Regions from separate parts of the Homo sapiens genome. Here region 1 is linked to region 2. Evidence: chromatin contacts called from ENCODE Hi-C or POLR2A ChIA-PET data. All regions are on one chromosome and are shown on one strand. The core of a region is the stretch at or near the end of the contact, and the rest is flanking DNA. Distances in the headings are between cores, read along the strand shown.

Evidence for each region. A loop is a pair of places that touch in the nucleus more often than their neighbours do. ChIA-PET counts read pairs that join two places held with the same protein, here RNA polymerase II (POLR2A). Pooled maps may share reads with other maps.
Region 1: a loop to region 2 is called in a map of aorta, with 3 times the contacts of the local background. The contact joins two enhancer-like sites. A Hi-C loop is called at or near these places in 1 of 168 maps with a recorded cell type or tissue (aorta) and 2 of 50 pooled maps. POLR2A ChIA-PET finds 5 or more read pairs at or near these places in 8 of 52 experiments (B cell, CD4-positive, alpha-beta T cell, GM12878 and 4 more).

The regions. Positions count from the first base shown.
Region 1 is chr19:34,348,699-34,353,069 of GRCh38, forward strand. It overlaps GARRE1 (granule associated Rac and RHOG effector 1), which reads left to right. Exons shown (of 14, transcript NM_014686.5): 12 at 318-455; 13 at 2,816-2,894; 14 at 3,949-4,371. The coding sequence ends at 4,257. Among named protein-coding and RNA genes, the nearest start is that of GPI, 14 kb to the right of the region's middle. Within about 2 kb of position 1,678, at least 4 of the 41 ENCODE cell types and tissues checked have a DNase peak (open chromatin) inside an H3K27ac peak, as active enhancers do.
Region 2 is chr19:34,192,106-34,196,459 of GRCh38, forward strand. It overlaps LSM14A (LSM14A mRNA processing body assembly factor), which reads left to right. Exons shown (of 10, transcript NM_015578.4): 2 at 2,373-2,536. Among named protein-coding and RNA genes, the nearest start is that of LSM14A, 22 kb to the left of the region's middle. Within about 2 kb of position 1,531, at least 2 of the 41 ENCODE cell types and tissues checked have a DNase peak (open chromatin) inside an H3K27ac peak, as active enhancers do.

The DNA of each region.
Region 1 (4,371 bases), core at 428-2,927, 160 kb after region 2:
ACAGATCATCCCGTCACCTAGGTATTAAGCCCAGCATCCATTAGCTATTCTTCCCCATGCTCTCCCTCCCTTGCTTTTTCTAAAACAAATTTCATATACAAACCATAGGCTTCTTAGAGGAATAAAGGGAATTGATGAATATGTATTACTTTTGAAATAAGGCAAAGGAGGAAAACCTCACGTTTTAAGAAGGGAGAGACAAGAGACCACTATTTGGTTATGGGATGAATGCAGGGTAAGGACTGCCCTTTCAGGGTGGGGTGGCGGGTGGTGGGGCTGCAGGAGGCCCTGGCCCAGCTTCTCTCTCTGGCTTTCAGGGATGGCCTGCACGGTGGCTGGTCGGGTGCTCAGGGAGACTCTGCCAGCTCGAGTGATGAGACATCCTCAGCCAACGGGGACAGCTTGTTCTCCATGTTTTCAGGGCCTGACCTCGTTGCTGCTGTCAAGCAGAGAAGGTATGAAGGGATTTCTAAACCAAGGTGGGGAGAGAAGGGCATGTGAATGCAACCCATGGCTCACTCCCTGGGAAAGCCAGGAGCCCAGTCACCTCCAGTCTCCCTGTGTGAGAGGAGGGGCTCTTCCAGCAATGCCTGGCTGAAGCCTCTGAAGAGCACCTGCAGGAGGCGGTTTCCACAAGGAAGAGCCGGCCTCATCTTGTGCAGATCAATTTGGGAGACGGGGTGGCCGGTGCTGGTCTGTGCCTTGCAGGAGGCACCCATTTCTGTGGGAAGAGCAGGCCTTTGGTTGCGAGTTCTAATCTGGACTCACCAACAGGCTCTGCAACCCTAGACAAGGGGCTGGCCCTCAATTACCCTCCATCTCTTTATTAAAGATGGATAAAATGACCTCTGAATGGCGTTTCAAAGTTGGGAAAAGTAGTAATTAGCTTTCAAAAGTAGTCACAAAAATTAAAATGGGCTCTGAACTGAGAGGAGAGCTTGGTTAGAAATAAGTAGAGAAACTGCTGTGGATATGAGAAAGCAAGGTCAGGGTGGCAGACTAAGGACCATGGGCAGGAGTAGAGGGCACGCAGGGCTCCCAGGCACTCGAAGCCATGCTGTAGAGCAGAGTGGGAGGCCGGGTTACTTGGTCCCTGCTGGACAGGCCAGGCTCTGTCAGATAGGCAGTGGGGAGCGGGTAGGTGAAGACAGAATGGTACTTGCACAGAATAGTAGTGGGGTGGGGGGTGGCATTGACCAATCACGAGCACACATTCAGATGCTTTCTGTCCACACTTGTAGTCCCAGCTACTCGGGAGGCTGAGGTGGGAGGATCACTTGAGCCTGGGAAGTTGAGGCTACAGTGAGCTGTGTTTGTGCCACTGCACTCTAGCCTGGGCAACAGAGTTAGACCCTGTCTCAAAAATCAAACAAAAAATCATGTCAGGTTAGGCTAGGTGCTCTGAAGGAAAATAAAGCAGGGTATGAGGGTAGTAAATGCAGAGAACAGGTGGATGTTCTATTTCCAGCACTTAGTCAATGAGGCTTCTGATGAGCAGAGAGCTGAACAAAGTGCGGCAGCAACTGGTGGGGAATCGGCAGTGGGGTGTGGGTGAGGTAGGAAGAGTCAAGGATGACACGCAAGTTTTCTGCCTGAGTTTCTGTGAAGGGCGCCATGAACTGAGGTGCTAAGCCTGCAGGAGGAGCAAGTTTGAACCGGGGGTGGAGTTTGAGACTTTTCTTTCAGACATATGACTGATTCGACTTCTAAGAAGTCACATCTGGCACCATCTCTGCAGAGACTGTTGTCTGCATGCAGGAGTGCTGGCTCTGATCTGGCCACATCCTGCCTTTTTCATTCAACCTTGTAACAGACTTTCATGTGATTAGTAAAACGAATGGGCTTTAAGTCACATATCCTTAGTGCTTGGAAACAGTATCTCTCTCTTTTTTTGTTTTTTTGAGACGGAGTCTCGCTCTGTTGCCCAGGCTGGAGTGCAGTGGCGCGGTCTTAGCTCACTGCAAGCTCCGCCTTCCGGGTTCACGCCATTCTCCTGCCTCAGCCTCCCAAGTAGCTGGGACTACAGGCGCCCACCACCATGCCCGGCTAATTTTTTGTATTTTTAGTAGAGACAGGGTTTCACCATGTTAGCCAGGATGGTCTTGATCTCCTGACCTCGTGATCCACCTACCTCGGCCTCCCAAAGTGTTGGGATTAAAGGCGTGAGCCACCGCACCCGGCCGGAAACAGTATCTCTTAAATAAATTAACAAAAAGCCGGCCGGACTCGGTGGCTCACACCTGCAATCCCAGTACTTTGGGAGGCTTAGGCGGGCAGATCACCTGAGGTCAGGAGTTCGAGATCAGCCTGGCCAACATGGTGAAACCCCATCTCTACTAAAAATACAAAAATTAGCTGGGCATGGTGGCACGCACCTGTAATCCCAGCTACTCGGGACGCTGAGGCACAAGAATTGCTTGAACCTGGGATGCAGAGTTTGCAATGAGCTGAGATCATGCCACTGCACTCCAGCCTGGGAAACAGTGAGACTCAGTCTCAAAAAAAAAAAAAAAAATAAAATAATAATAATAATAATAATAAAGCCAAAGAAGGTGGACTCAGCAGCTGAGTAAACCAGTGCCTGTCTTTGCCTGCCACCTCCACCCCCAGCTCCTCCACCTGCACTGGCAGTGCAGGAGCGCCGTCATTCACTGCTGGCTCCCCTTAGCCGCCTTTATGCCATTGACCCAGGCAGGCCTCCTCCCCTCCTAGAACCAGGGCCTGGAGATGCTGGAGCCTAGCACTAGTGTGTACCCTACAGGTGGGCTGGGCAGGAAGCCAAGCAATCACTGCCCTGAGCTCTTGGTTCTTGCAGGAAACACAGCAGTGGAGAGCAAGACACCAGCACGCTGCCCTCACCACCTCTCCTCACCACGGTGGAGGATGTGAACCAGGTATTCAGGCAGGCTCTGTGGGCACAGACTTGGGCTAGCTTCCACAGCTGCAGTTTTCAGAGGGCCTCAAAGTAATGAGGGATCTTCTTTGTGGTGATTAATTTTGTGTAAATGATTAGCCACCTCAGCTGACTCAGAGCCACAGGAAGCTCTACGGCTGTGCTGTCCAGTGTGATAGCCATTCACCACATGTGGCTATGTAAATTTAAATACAAATAAAAATTCAGGCCGGGTGTGGTGGCTGATGCCTGTAATCCCAGTGCTTTGGGAGGCCAAGGCAGAAGGATGGCTTGAGGCCAGGAGTTCTTGACCAGCCCAGGTAATATAGACACTGTCTCTGCAAAAAAATTAAAAGATCAGCTAGGCATGGTGGCACATGCCTGTAGTCCTAGCTGCCCAGGAGGCTGAGGCAGGAGGATGGCTTGAACCCAGGAATTTGAGATTACAGTAAGCTATGATTGCACCATTGCACTCCAGCCTGGGTGACAGAGCGAGACTGCCTCTAAAATACTTTTTAAAAACAATCAGCCGGGCGCAGTGGCGACGCCTGTAATCCCAGCACTTTGGGAGGCCAAGGCGGGTGGATCACGAACGAGGTCAGGAGATCGAGACTATCCTGGCTAACACGGTGAAATCCCATCTCTACTAAAAATACAAAAATTAGCCAGGCATGGTGGCATGCGCTTGTAATCCGAGCTACTCAGAAGGCTGAGACAGGAGAATCGCTTGAACCCCGGAGGCAGAGGTTGCAGTGAGCCGAGATCGTACCACTGCACTCCAGCCTGGGCGAGAGACAGACTGCATCTCAAAAAAAAAAAAAAAAAGTTCCTTTCCTCAGTTTGCACTAGTCACATGTGGCGAGTGGCTACCATACTAGACCGTATAGGCACAGAACATGGCTATCATTGCAAGAAGTTCTGTTGGACAGGGGTGTGGGAGTGAGTGGGGCTCTCACCCGGCTTCCTAGGAGGGAATAAGGGCCAGGCATCTGGGGAGGTGGGAAATGATGATACATTGCCCGAAATGCCACTAAGAACTCTCTTTTGTTTCTCAGGATAACAAAACCAAAACGTGGCCACCCAAAGCACCCTGGCAGCACCCTTCCCCGCTTCCCAGCACGCTGCCCAGCCCCAGCGCACCACTCTATGCAGTCACCAGCCCTGGCAGCCAGTGGAACGACACCATGCAGATGCTGCAGTCCCCAGTGTGGGCCGCAACCAACGACTGCAGTGCCGCTGCCTTCTCCTATGTGCAGACCCCACCCCAGCCCCCACCCCCACCAGCACACAAGGCAGCACCCAAGGGCTTCAAGGCCTTCCCTGGGAAGGGTGAGCGCAGGCCAGCCTATCTGCCCCAGTACTGACCCCAGGCCAGCCAGCCTGCCTGCCTGCCTGCCTGCCCGCCCAGAGCTGTGGGGATGAGTGTCCCCACCCCAGGGCCACTTAGCTGACACCAGCCCCTCAGAGGACCAGTGCGC
Region 2 (4,354 bases), core at 281-2,780:
TTTAATAAAATTTCGTGGTATGAGTTTGAGAACTTGTCATGATTTTAGGGATATTTTAACTTCCTTTTTGTTTCTTTCCTTTAGTTTTAGGGAAGGATCTTCTGCCAAACTACCTGTGCCACTGTCTTTCCTGGAAGTCTCATAAGTACTAGAAAGAACTTTTAGAATAAGAGTGTAGGACATTATTTACACTGAAATAACATTCTTTTTGTTGTTTTTTTTTTTTTTTTTTTTTTTGGAGTCAGATTGTCATTCTGTCACCCAGGCTGGAGTGCAGGAGCGCCATCTTGGCTCACTGCAACTTCTGCCTCTTGAGTTCAGCCAATCCTCCCGCCTCAGCCACCTGAGCAGCTAGGACTACAGGTGCATGCCAACATGCCCAGCTAATGATTTTTTGTATTTTTAGTAGAGATGGGGTTTCACCATTTTGTTGAGGCCGGTGTCAAACTCCTGACCTCAAGTGATCTGCCCACCTTGGCCTCCCAAAGTGCTGGGATTGCAGGCATGAGGCGCTGCATCAGTTCTGCAAAAAAAAAAAAAAAAAAAAAAAAAAAAAAAAAAAGCGTATGCATTAAAAATACTAAGGGGGCCAGGCGCGGTAGCTCACGCCTGTGATGCCAGCACTTTGGGAAGCCGAAGCGGATGGATCACTTGAGGTCAGGAGTTCTAGACCAGTCTGGCCAACATAGTGAAACCCCATCTCCGCTAAAAAAAAATACAAAAATTAGCTGCGCATGGTGGCACACGCCTGTAATCCCAGCTGCTCAGGAGGCTGAGGCAGGAGAGTCGCTTGAACCCAAGAGGCAGAGGTTACAGTGAGCCAAGATTGCGTCACTGCACTCCAGCTGGGGCAACAGAATGAAACTCCATCTCAAAAAAAAAGAAAAAAAATAGAAATGTTAAGGGGTTTACTTCCTTTAGGGTACTCTTTAAATGAAATATGATGTTTCATATTCTCTATTTGGAACTTCTGTATGGATGCAGACATTTTCAGAAATCTCCCAGGACAATGAACCTGAAACTTATGTATTTATAAGAAACTTGGGGATTTGGTTATTTTATTTACTTATTTTGAAATAGGGTCTTGCTGTGTCACCCAGGCTGCAGTGCAGCCACGCTTCAGTACAGCCTCAATCTCCCAGGCTCAAGCGATCCTCATACCTCAGCCTCCTTATAGCTGGGACTACAGGCATGCACTACCACACCTGGCTAATTTTTAAAAATGTTTATTTTTTTGTAGAGACAGAACATCACTGTGTTGCTAGGGCTGGTCTCAAACTCCTGGGCTCAAGCAGTCCTCCCACCTTGGCCTCCCATAGTGCTGGGATTACAGGCATGAGCCACTGTGCCTAGCCAGAAATTGGCTTAAAATGCAGATTTTTGGACCCTGTCCCCAGCAAAAAGATTCGGTAGAAATCTTTATTCGTAGCCAGTTTACTGTGTTGCAGGTGGTCCCCAGTTTAACTTTGAGTAATGCTGTCTTCATTGTTAAAATAATCAGATTTAATTATATGGTAGATATTTTAGGTAACTAGGGTATTTCAAGCTGTCCCATGGGGCTGAGTAGCTGGCAGCTGCTTGACTTGGCTTCTAGAGGACTTACTGCTCAGCAAGGTAAATGTTATTAATACCTTCATTGCTCTCTGTGTCCCAAAGGTCAATACCCAAACTTTGAGATTTTGTAGACTGGAGGAATCTTTGTCTCCCACTCCTTCCCCAAGAAAGACATGGGTTGCTAATTTTTATTTTGTCGAATGAGGACATTAAAAATAAGTTAACCGTGAGCCAGGCACAGTGGCTTAGGCCTTTCATCCCAGCACATTGAGAGGCTAAAGCAGGAAGATCACTTGAGGCCAGGAGTTCAAGACCAGCCTGTGCAAAATAGCAAGACCTCATCTCTACTAAAAAATAAAAAAAGTTAGCTGGGCTTAGTGGCACATGCCTGTGGTCCCAGCTACGTGGGAGGTTGAGATAGAAGGATCGCCTGAGCCCGGGAAGCTGAGGCTGCAGGAAGCCATGACCACACCACTGCACTCCAGCCTAGGGGACAGAGACCCAGTCTCATCAATAAATAAATAATGAAAGGACATTTTAACACCCCACTACAACCACTAAAGATACAAATAAATAAAAATATAAGAGGAACACAACCTCATAATACAGATAGTCTTTTATATTGCATATATTTAACTTCGGGCAAAAGCCACTCTATTTTCCTCTTTAAAAAAACTTTTTTAGCTATAGATTAATGAATACTTTCTCAGACATTTCAGAACTACTGCTTAGTACTTGAAATACAACATTTAGAATCTGGGGTACTACCTGAATGTGATGAGTAGTCACACATCTCATATCCTTTGTTTTCTTGCCAGTTCGATCCTTTGGTACAGAAGACAGACCGACAGATCGTCCAATACCACCTCGAGATGAAGTCTTTGAATACATTATATTCCGTGGGAGTGACATTAAAGACCTTACTGTTTGTGAGCCACCAAAACCACAGTGTTCTTTGCCTCAAGACCCAGCTATTGTTCAGGTAACTGATGGTAAATTTGTCTTGGAGTACAGGTAAACTCCGCACAGGGTTAGCCTTGGCTTTTTTCTCTCTAGTTGAATGTTCATGTAGCTTATCATTTCCAAGTTACTGGGATACCTGAAATTACTGGATAATGTTCTCATCTAGGTTTTTCTCTTTGTATCATAAATTAGAACTAAGGTAAGAAACAGCTGAGGAATTTATTATGAAATATTTTCTAATTTCAACAACAATTACCATAGCTAACATTGAAGGCTACTCTGTAGAAGTGCTGTGCATATAAGATACCCTCTGAGGTTGGTACTATAATTATTCTCACTTTTAACAAGTGAGGAAGTTCAGATGGAGCCACAATTTGAACAGATCCAGGCAGCCTGCTTCAGAATCTAGGATCCGTGCTACCATGCTATTGAGATATGGTTTATATTGCAAACCAAGGCAATAACAGCTACTCTTAGGTAAGATTATTAGGCTTAATGGGGAAAAAAAAGCAAAATCACATTGTTCTGCATATGTTATAATATGCAGTGTTGGTTTTTGTTTTGTTTTTCTTTTTCTTTTTTTTTTTTTTTGACAGAGTCGTTGGAGTACAGTGGCGTGAACTCGGCTCACTACAACCTCCGCCTCCCAGGTTCAAGTGATTCTTCTGCCTCAGCCTCCTGAGTAGCTGGGATTACAGGCATGCACCACCACACCCGGCTAATTCTTGTATTTTTAGTAGAGATGAGGTTTCACCATGTTGGCCAGCCTGGTCTCAAACTACTGACCTCAGGTGATCCGCCCACCTCAGCCTCCCAAAGTGCTGGGATTACAGGCATGAGCCACTGTGCCTGGCCTGCAATGTTATATAATAAGAAAACACAAACATCAATGTATTTTAACATATTTAGATCAGCTCTTAAATCTCCCAATTTAAGCTTTTTAATAAGGAATTGTAAATTTTGTTGCAGCATAAGCTGGAGAAATTCTCTACTCTCATCTACCCCTACCCTTGTTAAGTCTTATTTTGGTGAAAGGAAGCCTGAAGTGGAAATGTGAATCTCTTTAAATGGAGAAGGAAGAGACACATTCTTAATAGAGATAGCTCCCTACACCAAACACTGGAGTTACCTTACTGTCTCTTTTATATGGCTTTTGATAATTCTCCAGGAAACCAGTTATTTGAGTAATCGGTTTTATGGAAGGAGAAAAACTAAGAGAGCGCATATGAAAATGGTGTTGAATAACTTCTTCCAATCATCATAAACTTCTACTTGATCTCCTTATTCATTCATTCAGTAGTATTTACAGAGTATCTGGCATGTGCTTAACACTAGTGGTGAACACACAGAAAAGGTCCTGCCATCAGTGAGTGTATGTCCTGGTAGCCTTTAATACACTTCATGTTTATATTATGAAACAGTTTATAGTAAGATAATATATGAAGTATACATGTATTAATATATGTTATATATTTTATATGCTTTAGGTTTAAGTTAAAGTTTTTATAAAATGTTCCTCAGCTTAATGTAACTATAAGTAAAAATGTAAATGGTTTTATGTGGGATATGTTTGTTTCTACGTCTGTGAATTTAATAGTAGGCCTCAAATGATTGAAAATAAGAGTAAAATCATACGTGAGATTTATATCAACATCAGACTAAAACTCATTATTACTAAGTGTGATTTTTCTCATATTTTTCTTTAAGCAAAGTTACTTTACTTAAGTAACTTTAATTCTTTCCTCAATCTATAAAACTCTTAATTCAAATGGGGAGTTTATTGTAGAAAAAAGTATTTGTAAGTCACATTGAGTATAATTGGCACATTATAGACAGA